Linked DNA regions of Mus musculus: region 1 is linked to region 2. Evidence: chromatin loops called from intact Hi-C (ENCODE). Cell type or tissue: heart. All regions are shown on one strand. Each heading gives the region's core, and the rest is flanking DNA. Links, peaks and the distances in the headings are about the cores only. Region 1 holds the start of Cemip2 (cell migration inducing hyaluronidase 2). Region 2 overlaps Cemip2 (cell migration inducing hyaluronidase 2).

The links. Hi-C counts contacts between places; a loop is a spot of excess contacts. Peaks named below come from ENCODE experiments on the same cell type or tissue, not always from the same donor. Only the 100,000 strongest peaks of a DNase experiment are listed, where the experiment ranks them.
Region 1: it touches region 2 in a loop (4-fold over the local background); 3 of 42 quality-filtered maps call a loop at or near these places.

Annotation. Positions count from the first base shown.
Region 1 is chr19:21,776,549-21,779,452 of GRCm38, forward strand. It overlaps Cemip2 (cell migration inducing hyaluronidase 2), which reads left to right and starts at 1,792. Exons shown (of 24, transcript NM_001033759.2): 1 at 1,792-2,238. In heart, for the core only: CTCF peaks have their summits at 1,049 (motif pointing right) and 1,662; DNase peaks (open chromatin) are centred at 963 and 1,753; H3K4me3 peaks cover 2,102 bases; H3K27ac peaks cover 1,985 bases.
Region 2 is chr19:21,853,477-21,856,380 of GRCm38, forward strand. Cemip2 (cell migration inducing hyaluronidase 2) reads left to right here. Exons shown (of 24, transcript NM_001033759.2): 23 at 2,183-2,286; 24 at 2,679-2,904. The coding sequence ends at 2,875. Among named protein-coding and RNA genes, the nearest start is that of Cemip2, 77 kb to the left of the region's middle. In heart, for the core only: a CTCF peak has its summit at 1,538 (motif pointing right); no DNase peak of the experiment used is centred there.

The DNA.
Region 1 (2,904 bases), core at 211-2,710, 77 kb before region 2:
CCTGTAGGTTTCTGGGAATCAAATCTGGATCCTCTGGAAGAGGAGCCCAAGCCATATCTCCAGCCCCCATCCTCCCTTCTTGAGTTCTAAACATGTCCCATTGAGGCCACCTTAAGAGTCCTTCCTCCTTTGCAGTTTGTCATAGAGAATCATCTGCTCTATTATGTTAAGTCCTCCCCTTTTCTCTTCTAAAGAGGGACTGGGGCTGGAGATGGCAGATGGGTAAGGATTTTGTGACGGCTCAGATGTCTCTGGAGCTTCTCCTTCTGCATCTTTCCAAGGTTTTAGTTAACTGTGGGTTCGGTCCAGAAGCATTGCCAAAATTTACATTTGCAGACTCCTCTGACTCAGTCCATAGAGCTTTGTTGAGGCATTTCCAAGTTTTTTAGGATCTCAGGGGATTCTTATTAGCCCCAGTCTGGAAACATTGGTTCAGTTCTACCAAGTCCTAAACCAAACCTTGGAAATAGGGTATTCCTTTTTCTGTCTGCTGGTGTATCATAGCTACACGGTTGAATTTTTACTGGAAGGGGGAGAAAACAAACAAATAAACAAACAGACAGACAAACAACAGTGAGCCTGAAAAATGAACAATCCTGCCTGTACAGTATTCAATGAAACAGTTCCCCAGAGGCGACACGTCCAACTCCGAATTAAATAGAGGATGATGACTGTCCGGATTTGGCAATCTGGCAGCTGTCATTAGCTCCTGACCTCGTGGTCTGACGGACCAAGCCAGGTCGCGCCCTTTGCTGCAGGAAAGGCTTTTCCTCTGCCAGAGCAACTTCCTCCAGGGGACCGGGTGGTGGCAGGGCTACTCATGCCACCCGGCCAGTATATTCTGCAGTAGGGTGGGCTGAGGATTGGTTTTCAGTGTTGCATCTCCGCCTCCTGCAAGCTTCAGCCACTCTAGAGTAGCGTGGCCAGAAGGCGTGACCAGGCCTAGGTATATTTATTCTGGCCTTAGTGTGAGATGCTGGGGCTGCTCCAAGCTCCTAACCAGAACTGGACAACGGTCTGAAGTCAAGAACACACTGACTCTGCTGAGAGGGCTACGAATCCAGCTTCCTTGTTGGCCAGGTGGGGGCAGTCGAGGCGCCAGGACCCGAGGCTCAGAAAGTTTTGAGTGAGGTGGGGGGCTTGCGGGATATTATTGGGGGAATATACTGCTATGCCGAGTCAGCTTCATTCCGGAGCGATAAAAGATGTCGAACTCAGCTATTGGATGATAAAGGAAGAGAAAAGAGTTCAACCCTGTGTGTGTGTGTCTCAGGGGTGGTGGTGGTGGTGGTGGTGGTGGTGGTGTGTGTGTGTGTGTGGGTGGTGGTGGTGGTGGTGGTGGTGGTGGTGGTGGTGTGTGTGTGTGTGTGTGGGGTGGTGGTGGTGGTGGTAATAGGGGTTCAGCAGCCTGGCTAGACCCGAGAAGATGCAGGTTCAGTTTCGAGTGATGAGGGGTGCAGGCTCAGGTCGACTTTGTCAAGAGGTGACAAAAAAAGCAGTATCAGACTCAGCTGGGATGATGAGGTACACAGACTCAGGTTCAGGCCCGCTGCTTTTCCTGAACTCCCAGGTAGTCATCTGTAGCCGAAGGTCAAGGAGCCGCTGGGAAACCCTGGCCGCCGACGGTGTTGGCGGGCGTCCTTCCTGCTGAAGGCAGCTGGAGGCGCTGAGCCTTCGTCTGCAGCTTGTGGTGGGCGGAGCCTCCGCAGGTCTCGTCCCTCTGACAACAGGCCCCGCCCACCCCGCCTTTGACCCGCCTCCCTAGCTCGGGGCCGCCTGCCCAATCCGCAGCACTCTCGGCCCAGCCGAGCCGGCGCTTGTGTGGCCGGAGGCTGATTAGAGGGACCCTAGCGAGCCGCGGCGCCCGCCGAACCGGGGACCTGCGCGGCTCGGGAACGCGCCCTGCCTGCCGCTATTGTCTCGGAGCCGCACAGGCTCGCGCCGCCCGGACGGCGATTCCCCTCCTCTTCCTCCGGGAGGGAAGGATCCAAGAGCGCCAAGCCGGGCTGGCTGGAGGAGGTGGCCGCGAAGGCGGAGGGAGGAGCGTTACTCCCCGGCCCCGACTGCTTCTCCTCCGGCGTAGGTTGCCGCTGAATTCAGAGCGGCAGCGGGACGCGGGTTCCTGGCCATGGAGAGGAGATCTGCACGCGGGGACTCCAGGAGCTCTGCTCCCGCTCCTGCTCCTCTGGCCATCGCGTAGACACCTGAGTAGACCGACGCCAGGAGGGGGAGGGGAAGGTAAGGCTCCTCTAGTCCCGGGTGCCCAGCCCCGCCTCCTTGGCGGTCCCAAGGGCCCGGAGGGCGCAGACCCGACTTGCGCACCTTGGCGTCCTGGAGGCCTGGCTGTCCCTGTGCTGGCGTTTTTTTGCCGAGAAGCACAACATCCTGTGGGTTCCAGCGTCCGCCTTTGCCGGCGCCTTCCCGCCGGAGTTCTCCCATACATAGCGCCCCGAGACTCAACCTTCTTCCATGAAAAGGGGTCCTTAGGAATAGAGGTTTGATCCCCTTTTCATCCACTTTGTGTTCCCGGGGAGGTTAACAATGGGTCTTTTAAAGTCGGTGTGAACAGCCCTAAAGTTTCTGGAAAGGCTGCGTGGGGGACGCGGACCGCAGTGAAAGATTGATGGAATGTGCATTGTGGAGCCTTGGCGTCTACAAGAGCACGCTTGTGTAAAGTTTGGGGGGGAGTGTGGATCTTTGTCTCCTACTGTTCCCCTGAGTTGGTGTGACCCTGCTCCGTGTGGTAAGGCGCAGTTTCAGAATCTGGGCATCTTTAAAGCTGGGGACCAGTTTTTAGCACAGGACCTCACTCACCACAGTTCCTTGGCAGAGTTGGGAGGTCCTGGCAAAGAATGGGGTTCTCACTGCGAGTACCCTGAGGTGCTTCACGTAATACTACTTACT
Region 2 (2,904 bases), core at 167-2,666:
GTGCATGCCAAGGTGCACGCAGAGATGAGAGAATATCTTGCAGGACTGTTTTTCTCTGTCTACCATGTGGGTTCTGGGAATTGACGTCAGGCTATCGGGCGTGGCACGGCAGGCAGCTTCGCCCACTGCACCGTTCGGGTGGTGCTTGGTGCTTTTTCATGAATAGTTCTGATGAGCCGCCCGTTAAATTTATGTGTGCAGACCCCGTGGATAAGAGGAGCAACTGTAGGTCTGTCTCATGGTTCAGATAGTTTTAGAGAATTCCTTTCTGAGGTTTCTGAGCTCTTTAAAGATTCTTCTCAATGTTTAAAAACCTATCTACTCACTTTTCTTCAAATAACCTAGGATGTAAATCTTACCGTAAATATTAGAAAACACAATTTTGCAAGGCACCCTGTACACCGAAGATTTAAAAACCTCTACCCAAGGAGAGGCTTTTTAGAGTAAGCTCTTCTCCCTCTGGCTGCTGGCTATATTGCTCTTTTTTTTTTAAAGATGTATCTATTTATTGTATGTCTATGAGTACACTGTTACAGTCTTCAGACATACTAGAAGAGGGCATCAGACCCCATTACAGATGGTTGTGAGCCACCATGTGGTTGCTGGGAATTGAACTCAGGATCCCTGGAAGAACAGTCAGTGCTCTTAACTGGTGAGCCATCTCTCCAGCCCCGGCTATATGGCTCTTTAGTCTTCATTCTGAAGCTTGTGTGTTGGACCCTAGGATTGCTGTGTATGTATACTGCATTGTAACAGTGTTGAGAAGTTATAGGGCAGGAACCAGGGGTACAGGAACATGTTTATAATGTTTATAATCTCAGCAGAGACAGAGGGTCACTGTAAGGTCTACCTAGCAAGTTCCAGCCAGACAGGCTTTCAAAATGAGGCCCTTTCTCAAAAGCAAAGAAACAGAAGTTATGTTATAGCATGGGTGTATATGTGAGTGTTAAGGACTTTTCCAGATAAGCTGGATAATTCCATCCTATGAAGAAGTTGAGATCTGCAGGGCTGCTGTGGCTAGTCCTCTGTAGTTATTCTGAGTCTAGTCACCACTGCTTTAGGAAGACTGCAACCAAGAGCCCACAGCCTCACCCCAGTCTTCAGCACGTGTCAAATCCCACATGAAGGATTTGCATTGCTAAAGGAATCACAGCCAGAGTTCAAAAGAGGGATTCTTTTTCTGAATGGAAATCAACACTATAAGATGCCCCTAACTAAAGTAAATTATGAAGGTCGCACATTTTTCTATAACAGGGAGTAAACAGTGTGCTTTCCTGTTGTACTTGGCAGCTGGTACTGCAGTCCACTTCCAAGAGTGCTGTTTTTTTTTTTTTTTTTAAAGAAATTATACCAATACAATAAGCTTGTTGGTCAGATACTAAAATAAACCTTGGAGCCATAGAGTCTCTACCAGCAAAGAAAGCAGGAATCCACAAACAGCTCTTAAGTATTGTGTTGATTTATTGTACAGTGAAGATGACAATTTTTTTTTTAAATTTTACTATTTTTCATATGTACGTGTGTGCCTGGTGCCTTCAGAGACCAGAAGAGGGCATCAGATACATTAGAGCTGGAGTTGCAAGTGGTTGTGAGCTGCCAAGTAGGTGCTGGATATCAAACCCTGGTCCTCTGGTCCAGGGACAGCAACTGCTCTCAACTGCTGAGCCTTCTCAGTAGCCCTAAAGATGGCAATTAAAACAAAGAAACAAATAAAAACAAGTTTTAAACCATCGAGAGCATCGTAATTTGTTGTTATTTATTTGTTACTGTTATGGTAGCTCTGGGAAGTCTAGGGCCCCTCTCTATGCTAGACCAACACTGTACTGGTCGGCACCCCCGCTTTTATCTTTCCATTTTGAGTTCCTGTTCACCTATTCATCATAGAGGTGTTGACACAGATAGCAGTAGAGCACCCAAGAGAAACTGAGACCACTCTCCACTGAGTACACTAACCCTGGAAGGCTGGCTTCCAGCCTGCCCTCATGCCTACGTGACTCTTGTGGGTTTCCCTGTGTTATCACCCTTCCAAGAACATGAGAAGTAGTTCCCTTTGCAGCAGGGAATTGGGACTTGTGTCGGGCTGAAAGGCATCTCTCTGTTTTCCTTTCCAAATTTGCCTTTATCTGGTATGCCATGCTGTGTGACCCGCCTCCGTGCTGATTGTCTAACTTGGACCCCACAGGTCAATCGTTCTGTTGAGCACAAGAGGAGAAATTAAGCAGCTGAATATCTCGGATTCATTAGCAGTTCTGGGACTGGCCAAGCCAGCACATCTGTACAGCAAAGGTTTGTATTGGCAGTATCCTGGGATGACCCTATGATGCTGCAGTGAATGTATCTTTTTGGTGGTGTTTGTGTGCTAGACTATTCTCATGAGCTCTGCCCGCAGTGAGCATTGTAAAAATTGTTTCTTGATAAAGGACTGTGTCAAAGAAAGTGTGTTGGGATATGGCTTGTCATTTGGGAGGCAGGAGTTCATTGTTGATGTAAGGAAGTGCAGGTGTGCAGGTGTTTTTTTTTTTTTAAATCTATATCTGTATTTATAATTATATATATATATACACACATATAAATATAAAAAATCCTGTCTTTGTTTTGTTCAACTCTGACTCATTTCCCTCGTTATCTTGTAGGAAATAGCTATACACTTTAACTTTTCTCTCCCTCTCTTTTTATAGGTAGTGTCGTATTTTTGGGATTCAGCGGAAACTTCGCACCGTCATGGACGAAGCTGTTCACCAGTCCCGATGAGCAGGGCCTCGGAGTGCTTGAGCAGTTTCTCCCGTTGCAGATGGAGGAATATGGGTGCTCCCGGACCGGCAGTGTCCACAGAAGAGACCTTGACCTGTTACAGCAGGCTTTGAAAGTGCTTTAGAGACTTGGTTGTAATTTAAGTGCTGGGAA